2 separate regions of the Homo sapiens genome follow, and region 1 is linked to region 2. The links are chromatin contacts, found by Hi-C in ENCODE. All regions are on one chromosome and are shown on one strand. The core of a region is the stretch at or near the end of the contact, and the rest is flanking DNA. Distances in the headings are between cores, read along the strand shown. Region 1 holds the start of MTX3 (metaxin 3). Region 2 holds the start of XRCC4 (X-ray repair cross complementing 4).

The links. A loop is a pair of places that touch in the nucleus more often than their neighbours do. Pooled maps may share reads with other maps.
Region 1: a pooled map shows a loop between it and region 2 (13-fold over the local background). The contact joins the promoter of MTX3 here to the promoter of XRCC4 in region 2. A Hi-C loop is called at or near these places in 5 of 50 pooled maps.

Annotation. Positions count from the first base shown.
Region 1 is chr5:79,987,748-79,993,620 of GRCh38, reverse strand. It overlaps MTX3 (metaxin 3), which reads left to right and starts at 2,359. Exons shown (of 9, transcript NM_001363818.2): 1 at 2,359-2,463; 2 at 2,958-3,027; 3 at 3,385-3,461; 4 at 4,377-4,469; 5 at 4,977-5,159; 6 at 5,306-5,382. The coding sequence starts at 2,383. It also overlaps a transcript of THBS4 not described here. RefSeq lists an enhancer at 2,692-2,861.
Region 2 is chr5:83,076,198-83,081,910 of GRCh38, reverse strand. XRCC4 (X-ray repair cross complementing 4) reads right to left here and starts at 4,364. Exons shown (of 8, transcript NM_003401.5): 1 at 4,296-4,364. It overlaps TMEM167A (transmembrane protein 167A), which reads left to right and starts at 4,517. Exons shown (of 4, transcript NM_174909.5): 1 at 4,517-4,590. The coding sequence starts at 4,588. RefSeq lists enhancers at 3,470-4,435, 4,510-4,779, 4,436-5,401 and a silencer at 4,360-4,449.

The sequences.
Region 1 (5,873 bases), core at 1,110-3,609, 3.1 Mb after region 2:
AATAAGATTTCTTTTTTGGGGAAAACACTGTCTGGGATACTCATTATAAAGCTGTGATTCAGGCCATCCCACACAAACATGGATGTTTTGCAGACAGTATTCTTCCCGGTAGGAATCTGAAGTTATGATTTAGATGAACTCTGAACAATACTCTAAAACAGCCAGGAAAAGGCACAGGAGCCAACTAACCATACCAGGCATAATTTCTGAAGGCTTCAATTTTCTGTGTGGTTCTCTGGAACAGTATTCAGCCTGTTTGTGCAATCAGCTATGTTAGAGTTTTTTAAATTCAATCTAACAGATACAGACTCTCAAGAGGAACTGCAGCAATAAAAGATTGCTATTATCTATGCACTAATAAACCTGTGTGTAAGGATTCTTTCATCAGATGCAATGACATGCTATTCTGTCTCAATTCAACACTAAGGGAAGAGATTTAATTTCTCTTTAATGCAAATGAAATCACTGTATGTAGTAGCAGCAGTACGGAAGAAGGCCAAACTGAGTAACTGTGTTATGTGTCCACTAAGAATGTTCATTCACTCCTCTCAGTCCTGCTACAAACAAGGCTCAGGAAATCCACATTCTTTCTGTATGATTGTTTTAAATGCCTGAATGTAGTATATGGACCCTCAGCTTTATGGCTTAGGATTTTCTTTCCCCCTGCCTTGCCTTTGTCAGTCTATGGTTTGACATTTCTAACCCTCAAAACAGGGAGGTTCCATTACAATCTGAAAGTTGAATTACTTTACTTTCTTTATACTGAAGACTCAACAGATAGTCTCCACTGATCACACAGAGGATGCACTGTCCCTCCTTTGTGTTTCTGTAGTATTTTGCTTATATTTCTAACCCTACTCGTGATTATCTGACTTGTTACACCTTGGTGTGTGTATATCTCCTTTGTGCACTGTAAACTCCCGAGGACAGAATTCATGTTTTATATATTTCTGTATTGTTCCAGAACCTTATGATGTCTAAGACATAGGAGCTGCTCAATAAATGTTTCGACAGTTTTAATGGTACATATGTTATGCATTTTCCAATTATACAGTTATTATTAATGAATTCTCATTTCTGACATATCTCTTTTTCATTTCTTAGAACTCTTGGTTTTGAAACATGTAAAAAAGACTTTAGCAGGCTGGCACTGTAATTTGAATGATTATGTAAACAGTAAGGGAGTGCCTAGCAAATATTTGTTGAATAGTAATTTTACGAAAAGTTGCAGAGGTTTCTTTTGAGTTTTAGTTAAGAAGATCCGACCATCTCAGTGGAATAGAGGAAAGAACTCAGAGGCATGACTGCGAGGGTGTCCCAGAAAGACTACTGTGCCTTCTAGAAAAAAGACCCAGCACCCAAGTTCTAACTCTGAGACCCAGTCATATGTTTGGATCATAGCATTTCCAAGACCAAAATTTCCTCTTTAATAGTTTTTCTGAGAAACTGTCAGGTTTAACGTCAAGAAACATTTAGTCTGTGCTCATTAGGCCCACAGACATGACGAGCTACATGATTTGAGGGGCCCAGTCCAAAATAAAAATGCAGAGCCCCTTGTTCAAAACTTAAGAATTTCAAGACAGTGACGGAAGAGCATCAGCCAAATGAGGAGCCTTTTTAAGCACAGAGCCTTGTGTGGCTGCACAGGTCCCAAACCTATGAAGCTAGCCCTCTTCTGTGAAAGGCAAAAGGTCTGTAGCTAGGGAGAGAAGCTACAATTCAAATATGCACAAGGGGCTACAAGAACCCAGAGCTCCTAACTTTGTAAAAACATCACAGGGAAGGTGAGTTAAGCTCATTTTTGAGGGAGCAGCTGCATAGGGAAGAAAGATATTCCAGATTGAAGGACCAGCACTGAAGGTGGGCACAATTTACCTGACGTTCAGAAATACTGTAACTTTTAAGCAGGGTTGTGCCAGTGAACATGAGGGTGAGAACAGGTTGAGGCTGGAAAGGCAGGCAGAGGCCACATACATGGGAGAAGGGGTTGAACAATTACTGAGTGCCTCCTGTGTGCCAAGTTCTTTCTCTCCGACATTGTAAATACCACAATCTTGTAAATACTGGGTCATCCCTGTTTTACAAACAGGTTAATTTAGGCATCACACAGATTTAATGTTCAAAGGGTTTGGAACACTCTAGGGATCTAATAAATATTAATATTTGAAGAATTACTGGTGGGTCTGACTTAAGGCACACAACTCTTACCCTTTAGGCCAAGCTGCTCCTAAGAGTTCTTCTTAATCCCTCCAGTCGTTGTTTCTCTCATCTCTCAAGAGCCCCCAAATTACCCTTCCCTCCCTTAGCCACGCCCCCGCGTTTCACGTGCCGGAAATTAGGAGGAAAAGTACTTCCGGGATAGTAAAGGTCGGCCCGCGCAAGATGGCGGCCCCCTTGGAACTCAGTTGCTGGGGAGGCGGCTGGGGACTCCCATCGGTTCACAGCGAGTCCCTGGTGGTGATGGTGAGGCCGCCTCGCGGGCCAGGGCGCAGGAGGAAGGGGCGGGGCTGGAGGCGCCAGGCTGACTTGCCCCAGTTTCCCGCTGCGCTGCGGGGTCCAGGAGGGCCGAGCCGCTGCACGCTGCATTGCCCTGGGCTCCCTCCCACCGACGAGTCCCAACCTGGCCGATACCCCCGCCGAAGGCCGGCGGCGACATCAAGGCTTCTCCGCTTGGCTCCGAGTTTTGTCCGCCTCACAAAGCTGTCTGGGCGGTGGAGTGAAACCCCGAAGCAAGGGGCGCGCCCTCCCTACTCTGCATCCCCAGGACCTTTTGGGGAGCAAAGTCCTCGAAAGCCGGGTGGCTGGCGCCCGCGTCCCTACTTGAGATCACGGGGAGGGATGCGGCCTCAGTATCAGTCGCCTTCTGCCTTTGGGGGATGGGGCTGTGAAGTAAAGCTGCTCTGCAGCTTTGCATTACGCACTTGGTCTAAAATGTTTGATTGCAAACTCTGTTTCAGGCTTATGCCAAATTTTCTGGTGCACCCTTGAAAGTCAATGTGATAGATAACACCTGGAGAGGTTCAAGAGGTATAGTGTAAACCTTTACACTCCCCTTTCTGCACTCTTTTTTTTCTTCTTCCATTTAAAGCTGTGAGGTATATAGCTATAATATTGAGGATTTAGTTTCTTACCGTGACCTTGGCTCTGTGTTGTTTATGGTTTGATCATTCTGAGTAATACCTCAAAGTGCAAGCGAAATCACTGGAAATTATGAGAAACGAAAATGTTCTTTAGAACCGCTCTTTGTGAAACAGCAAAAAAACCAAGACAAGCTTACTCATTTTTTCCCCTCTAAATGTGCAACTGCTATAGTTTTTAGGATATTGGAATCTCTCAGAGGAAATCACACTGTGTCCTTGTATGTAAACTGTTTTTTGATTATAGGCGATGTACCAATTTTGACAACTGAAGACGACATGGTTTCTCAGCCAGCAAAAATACTAAACTTTTTAAGAAAACAGGTGGGTGGTTCACTTTGAAGAAGTAGATTGGTAGATTGTTGATCCCTGCATGTTGGGCTTTATTTTATTTATTTATTTTTTTTTGCCAACTCATTAGACAATTGGAGATACCTGGGACAAGATGTAAAAATAGATTTGAGAATCACTGCTCTAAAGCATGAGTTCTGTGATTTGAAAGTCATATGAAGAGGTAGTCAGTTTATATTTTAATAAACTTTGCTTGAATTTTATTGAAATTTGTATGTAAGTAGATTTAATTAGCCATTTTCACTATTAAACTTATTGATAGGATTGTGTATTTTGTCACATAGTTGGTACACATTTTGTGCTGGGCATGACACCTGAGCTCTCACCAACTAGCAACTATATTATTTTTAAAAAGCTCTTAATAGCAGTTTTATGGAATAATGTATCTAAATGTTTTAACAGTAGAGAATTATGTATCCAAAATGTTTAAACATGTAAAGATTTATATGAATGGATAAGTTATTTGTTTTGCCAATACTGTACTTAAAAAAATTGTGTCAATAACATTTTGAACTTTTATAAATTGGAAGGTTTTTTCTTTTGTCTTGGGGAGAAACACAGCCAATTGGAACTGTTTCCTTCTTGTTAAAAATAATAGTTGCTTTGTTTGTACTACATGCCATGCACTGAACTAGGTCATTAACAAGCATGAAAATAATAGTAGTTAATATTGTAACATTTATTGACCATATTGTGTATGTGATGCTGTGCTAAGAACTTTATGTGCATTAAGCAATAGGTTTCACTGGATTTGTATTTCTCTTTCTCCCATTTTAATACCACGTTTGCTATTTGTAAGGAAAAATATGAATCCTGATTTGATTAGTTTTACTGTCTTTGGGCTGCTCTTTGACTTCTGAGTTTCTTTGGTTTATTTTTTTTTAATAGAAATATAATGCTGATTATGAACTCTCAGCAAAACAAGGGGCAGATACATTGGCTTATATTGCTCTCCTCGAAGAGAAGCTTCTCCCTGCAGTGGTGAGTGTTCTTAAATATTACAGTATTTTAGTAGCCTAGTTGCAAATGTACATAGTCTGTTTAGAAAAAAACCAATGAGAAAAGTCTTAAGAGAAAATTTTACTTATATGTTAATCTTAATTCCTTCATATTACTGTGAAACTGGATTCTGTTAGGCATTCAACTAGTATGTGAAACAACAAAGTAAAATAAAATGTCATGTTGGAAATTCTTTGTGGGAGATGGATCTTTTTGCTCCATGTATAGAATTGGGTGTAATTCATTCATTCAACAAATGTTTATTGAACACCTGCTATGTGTCAGGCCTTGTTCTGGGTGTTTGGAAGATAGCAGTCAACAAAACTCACACATTTAAAATAATCTTGTTTTATCCTGAGTCATTCTAACTGGAAAATTTGTATGAAGACACTTCATATAAAGATATTTATGAAAAACTCTCATGTTGATTGAGTGATCTTTCATTTAATAAAAGAACATCCTTGTAGTGTTTTTTCTCTTCTTTTGCAGCTTCACACATTCTGGGTTGAGAGTGACAATTACTTTACTGTGACAAAGCCATGGTTTGCTTCACAAATTCCTTTTCCTTTGAGTTTGATCCTGCCTGGAAGAATGTCTAAGGGAGCACTGAATAGGATTCTCCTGACCAGAGGACAGCCTCCCCTCTACCACCTCCGAGAAGTGGAAGCACAGGTATAGTATGGATTATTCTTCAAGCAAGGGCCCTAGAGAGAAAGGACAAGATAAAATGCAGACTTGAGTTTACCTAGAGATGCCTTCCTCAAAAGTAGTTTTAGAGTATCTTTTCTACTTTTGAGATATAATTTCATCCTTATTAGATATACAGAGATGCCAAGGAGTGCCTAAATCTTCTATCAAACAGATTGGGAACATCTCAGTTTTTCTTTGGAGATACGTGAGTATTCCCTTAAAAATCATTTTGGTATTTTGTGCACATATATTCAGTGAGCAGCTATTTAAAGCAAGTCCTCTTATCTCCCCAAAAGATGAGTTTTTTACTTAAAAAAAACAAGATTTAGGCCGGTGTGGTGGCTCATACCTGTAATCACAGCACTTTGGGAGGCCGAGTTGGGCAGATCACCCGAGGCCAGAAGTTCAAGACCAACCTGCCCAACATGGCGAAACCCCATCTCTACTAAAAATACAAAAAATTAGCTGCGTGTGGTGGTGGGCACCTGTAATCCCAGCTACTTGGGAGGCTGAGGCAGGAGAATCGCTTGAACCTGGGAGGTGGAGGTTGCAGTGAGCTGAGATCACGCCACTGCACTCCAGCCTGGGTGACAAGAGTGAAACTCCATGTCAAAAAACCAAAACAAACAAGAAAAAAATTTAATGGGCTTTTATTATAGGAAACTTTTTCTACCAGTGATAATCTAACATTGACTT
Region 2 (5,713 bases), core at 3,115-5,614:
GGAGGAAAGGAGTTCGGTCTGGGACATCTGAGTTCAAGATATCTTTTAAATATACCAATGAAGATGCAGAGGTAGAAAAAGAGGAATTGGAACATGGAGCATAGAAAACTCTTTAGAGGATTTTTGTTGCAGAGAAGAGCAAACAAATGGGGTTGAAAATGGAGAAAGGTTAAGAGAAACATTTCTTAAGGTAAAAGAAATAAGACATACATTAAATAGAAGTGTCTTTTTTGGTGAAACTTCTTTTTTTAAAAAATGTTAATGTGTATATTTGAGGTTTACAAGTTGACATTATAGGATACACACAGATAGTAAAATGGTTATTTTAGTCAAGGAGATTAACACCTATCATCTATCTTATTTTTTGTGTGTGACAAGGGCAGCTGAAACTCTACTTATTTAACAAAAATCCCTAACAGAATAAAACTGTATTAACTTTGGTCCTCAAGTACATTTCAGTCTGAATTGAAAAGCCATGTGGGAAGGGAATAAAAACAAGGGGGGAGAAAAAAAGGACAAACACTGGAACATGAAAAACCTCTACCTGAGGTTAGGGAGGCTAGCTGAGGATAAGAGGAAAAAAGCAGAACAATTGTCTTTCAATATATGTGAATAACAGTGAATGAAAAAAGGTAGGTAATGTAAAAGGTAATGTAAATCAACCCTATCATTAACACTAGCAACAAAGTAAAAAGAGAAAATGGGGAGAAAGTGGTCTGGTGATACAAATGCAATACCAACTTAATACTAAAACCTTTTATAGCAGTCCTCTCCTTATCCAAGGGTGTATATCCCAAGGCCCCGTGAGGAGGCTGAATCCAACTGCCTTCAATCTGAGCATGCTTCTGTTCACATTTTCTAACCACAAATTTAATTCCTTTTTTATCTTAACTAAGCTTTTATAATGCACTATGGCTATAAGTTTGGCAGTTTGAGGTGTGACAGTAAAACTAGCATAAATTTCTTTTTGCTTATTCACAATTTTACAGATAGATTTGTTCTTACCATAGTTCTTAACAACATCAACATAGGATTTCTTTTCTTCCTTATTAAGTGGAGAACTTTCCTTTTTTTGCTTAAAAGAGGCACTTTACAGCTACTCTTTGGCATAACCAAATTGCCAGCGTCGTTACTCTTGTGCTTTGAAGCAATAATTAAGTAAAATAAGTATTCCTAGAACACACGCACTGTGATACCACCTCCATCAATCTGATAACCAAGCAACTAAAAGGCAGGAAGCTTATACAGCAGGGATACGCTAAACAAGGAGATGATTCATGGCCCCGGGCTGAATGGGATAGGATGGAATAAGATTTCATCACAACTCAGAAAGGCATGCTATTTAAAATGTATGCATTATTTCTGGAATTTTTTTTTTTTTTTTTGAGATGGAGTCTCGCTCTGTTGCCCACGCAGGAGTACAGTGGCACAATCTCGGCTCACTGCAGCCTCCACCTCCCGGGTTCAATTGATTCTCCTGCCTCAGCCTCCTGACTAGCTGGGACTACAGGCACATGCCACCACGCCTGGCTAATTTTTGTATATTAGTAGAGATGGGGTTTCACCATGTTGGCCAGGCTGGTCTCAAACTCCTGACCTCAAGTGATCTGCCCGCCTTGGTCTCCCAAAGTGCTGGAATTACAGGCATGAGCCACCGCACCCGGCTGGAATTTTCTACTTAATATTTTCAGACTGTGGTTGATCATGGGTAACTGAAACTGCAGAAATCAAAACCTCAGATAAGGAGGGACTACTGTATTTAGTGCCTAATATATGCAATTCAACCATTCCTCCATTATAATTCCTCCTCTCCAGGGACTTTTAATTTAGCAAAGACAAAGCCATGCACAGTAATAGCCAACACTTTCTGAGTGCTTACTGTATGCCAAACATTTGCCTAGATGATTTACTTGTAATAACTCATGTAATCCTCATAACACTGAGGACACCTGTGCACTGGCGCCACAGAAAACTACAAATATCCACTATTTTTACATACGATTTTAATATACCCATGAAACCAAAGTTGGAAATATTCTTCCAGATGCAGGTGAGATAATACTTTTTGAACAGGCCAGACGTGGTGCGGTGGCCTACACCTGTAATCCCAGCACTTTGGGAGGCCGAGGCGGGAGGATCACTTGAGCCCAGGAGTTTGAGACCAGCCTAGGCAACATAGTGAGCCCTGTCTCTACAAAAAATAAAATAAAATTAGCCAAGTATGGTGGCATGCAACCATGGTCCCGGTTACTGGGGATACTGAGGGAGGAGGATAGATCGCTTCTGCCCTGGAGGTTGAGGCTGCAGTGAGTCATGATTGTGCCACTGCACTCCACCCTGGGCAACAGAGCAAGATCCTGTCTCAAAAATAAAAATAAATAATAATTTTTGAACAAAGGAATAACACAGACAGATTTTATTTCTAGTAAGGAAAGGATCCAAGATGGTTTTAAATGAGGATTCACTGCAAAGCTGCCAGAAAGATTTTAGAAATTGTGATATAATCTGAAAACCAAAAAGTAGGGGGTTTATGTAAGACAATGGAGCTAAACTACCACCTCCCAAAAAAAACTCACCACGTCAGATTAACTTTGATGTTTTACATAAATGCAATAAACATTATACATATTTGTTCAGCCTCATTTATTGGCATATGTGTTTCTCTATAGATAACTTAAAAACTGGCAATGCCGTTCTTTACTGTTTTGAAGCTCAGGTACATAAGAAGTCATAGCCTAAAATTAATTAAAATATATAGATATAGCAAATCAATTGTGATCTCTAACAAGTTAAGCTTTCTGATGCTTTTCACAGGTAGCCTGAAGCAGAGCTTCATACAGAAGTATTACCTTTATATGTAACAAAGATCAAGACAATCTTCACATGAAACCAAGGGCAGTTATGTCTACAGACACATTTACTGCCCTAAAAGCCAAGCTCGATAAATTGCACAACATAATTTCCATAACTAAACCAGGTTTGTTTAATTTGAATGGCAAGACCTAAAAGGTATAATATAAAGGAATTACAAGACAGAACATTAAAAGACTTTTTTTATCCTTAGGTGGAGAGTACTGTATCTTTTAAATACCTTTCTTATTCCCCTCTCCCCCAACCTTATTAAATTCCTTAAAGGAACAGACCATCTTTGTTCCTATGCTGCAATCTGAAGATCCATGAATAAAGCAGGCACCCAGTAAATACTTGCTAATTTGTGTATTTGACCAACTCTTGACAATTCAATATAACAGACTCAAATATCAAGTTAGTTATAGTTTAAAACAAAACCTTTGTGTGCCCTAGTGAACAATGTAAACACAAATAGCAGAATCCCAAATCTTCTAATCATTGTGTTGCCCTAAATACAAAAGGGTCTCATAGGCCGAATACAGTTCATAAACCAAAATCTCACGTGAGTTACCTTCTCTCTTTCTCTCTATCCACCTTCTAAGTCCATAAAAAATTGAAAACATTCTGAAAAGAACTCTCTCCTGCCTGAGAAAAAATACACCACACATTTAGAACCAAAAGCTTGCCATAAGGGGGCAAAGAGTGAAAAACTCTCATTTCTAATACTTTATTAGAATTCCAAGAACTACGCAAATTCAAACATGTCAAAGCGCCTGTTTCTCCATCGATAAAATGCAGAAAGAAAAACGTGTGTGTGTAGTAGAACCTCACCTAATGGGATAATTAAAATCAGAAAAAGCTAAATACTACTACTGATTAAAAGTTGCCTTGTCATTTGTCTTGCCAGTTGATCTCTTTAAAGTACCTAATCAATCGCTGCAGTCCGCAAACGGCAGTTCCTTCCCATTGGTTACCACAGAAAGTTCTTTCCTGACCTCAAATTGCCTAGTACGTTTCAGCCTCGATGCCTGGTTGGAACCCACAGTTTACCAATATCTGGGGATTGAAAGGACAGGCCAGTGCTGGGGAAATGCTCAAACAGCCTACTCAACACTACCCTCTGGATTCAACCGTCCTCCCAATCCCACAACCAACACAGAGCATTTCAAAAGTGCTTCGCATTCCCAAGAATCCCTCAGATGCAAACGGAGAAACTGAAAAGGGGGTGAACAGGTCGCACCCTGAGGATAATGCCGAGAACCCTAGCATCCCCAAAAGCCCACAAGAGGAAGTCGCGGGAGCTCACAAATTGAGGGGGATTCTCGCATTGTGGAGTTCTAGGGGTAAGTAGCAGGGAACTTTTTTAAAAAGAAAGCAAAAAGATAAAAAGAACAGAACCTCAGATTTTTGTTATTTAAAGAGGCAGCCCCACTTCCGGATCCTACCTCTCCGTGACTCTACTTCCGGTATCTTCCAAAACGCCCGCTTTCACAGATCAAGGTTTTGCAACCAATGAGAGTATCAGCTACTTCCGCCGGCCTGCGGGACGTGATCTAAATCCCGCCTTTTCCGGTGGAGAGGAGCCTATCCTAGTGTCTTAACCGCCCGTCTTGGTAGGCGGTGCCGTGACAAGCCCAACCGGACGGCTGGAGAGGGCGAGAAGGGCAGACGGGACATGCAGCCTCTTCCGCCTGAGCCCCGGAAGGGTGATGTGGCTGCGGCATCGCCGGCCTCGCTATGGTAAGAAGTGGGGCTCCCAGGTCGCGGTTGATCTTCGAGAAGGGGTTGTGGATCTAGACTAGGGCTGGAGTTTGTGCGGCAGCCCGGGGTGTGTGGGCCCGGAGCTGAGAGGCCTTGGAGCCATGTGGTCCCTCCACGGCCAACCAGAGAGAATCAGGACGGACTGTCCGAGGAAGACTGCTGGGTCGGCAGCCCGCCCCTCATGCAAAGTCCGCTTTCCTACTTTGTTTAGGAAAAAAAAATGCGTTGGTGTGTTTTAACACGTTGGCTACGTAGATTATGTGTGGTCATTGACCCTTTGAAGCATTAGCGCTTCTCGAGTTTCCGCTTGTTTTGTTGCAACTCCTTATCTCGCCCTAGGGGCTTTACTCTGGTGTTATTGTTTGATTTTTGGGGGGAGTTTCTTTTGGCACCAAACTCCATACCTTCATTTTCATCTGTTTAGTCAGTAGCCTCTCAAGACCCTTCCACCTTCTTCTCTTAACTTTGAAAATGCTGCTTTACAAGCTATAGGTTTTAATAGTTAAGAGTTCTCTGCAAAGGTGGATTGCCCTTCTAGGAGCTTAATGTACTTATTGGAGTGGTGTCTAGCCTCAGGCCTTCCTCCTCTTTTACCTCCAGGTCCATGTGCCAAATGTTATGTATATTTCTGGACAAAGGATGCATGCCTGCAAATAGACCCAAAAACAACTATGACTCCAAAAAGCTTGAGTCTCCATGGTGAAAAATTATGAGCCTATGTTCACAGAAGTTGCTGCAGAATCCCATATAGCAATAATTCATTTTCTTCTCTGGACGAATTTACCACCTGGTGGGAAGATGGCAGTTGAGACTAGGAAGACTGCCACTCTTAATTCTTATACATCTTTCTAGAAACTGAAGTTGAATTCTTCTACTCGTAGTGCAAGTCAAAGATAACTCTTTTTATTATCTCACTGTCAGACTAGCTAAAAATAAGATGCATATACTGTGCTTAAGATCAACAGTATATAAACTATCTTGTCATGCTTGTTTTTCCAAAAGTAGCAAATGCTTTCATTTATTATCACGTCCTATGTACCAGGCTCTTTTCAAAAAATCAGTTTATAAGCATGGAAATATCAAGTTCACAGCAACTTCTGAA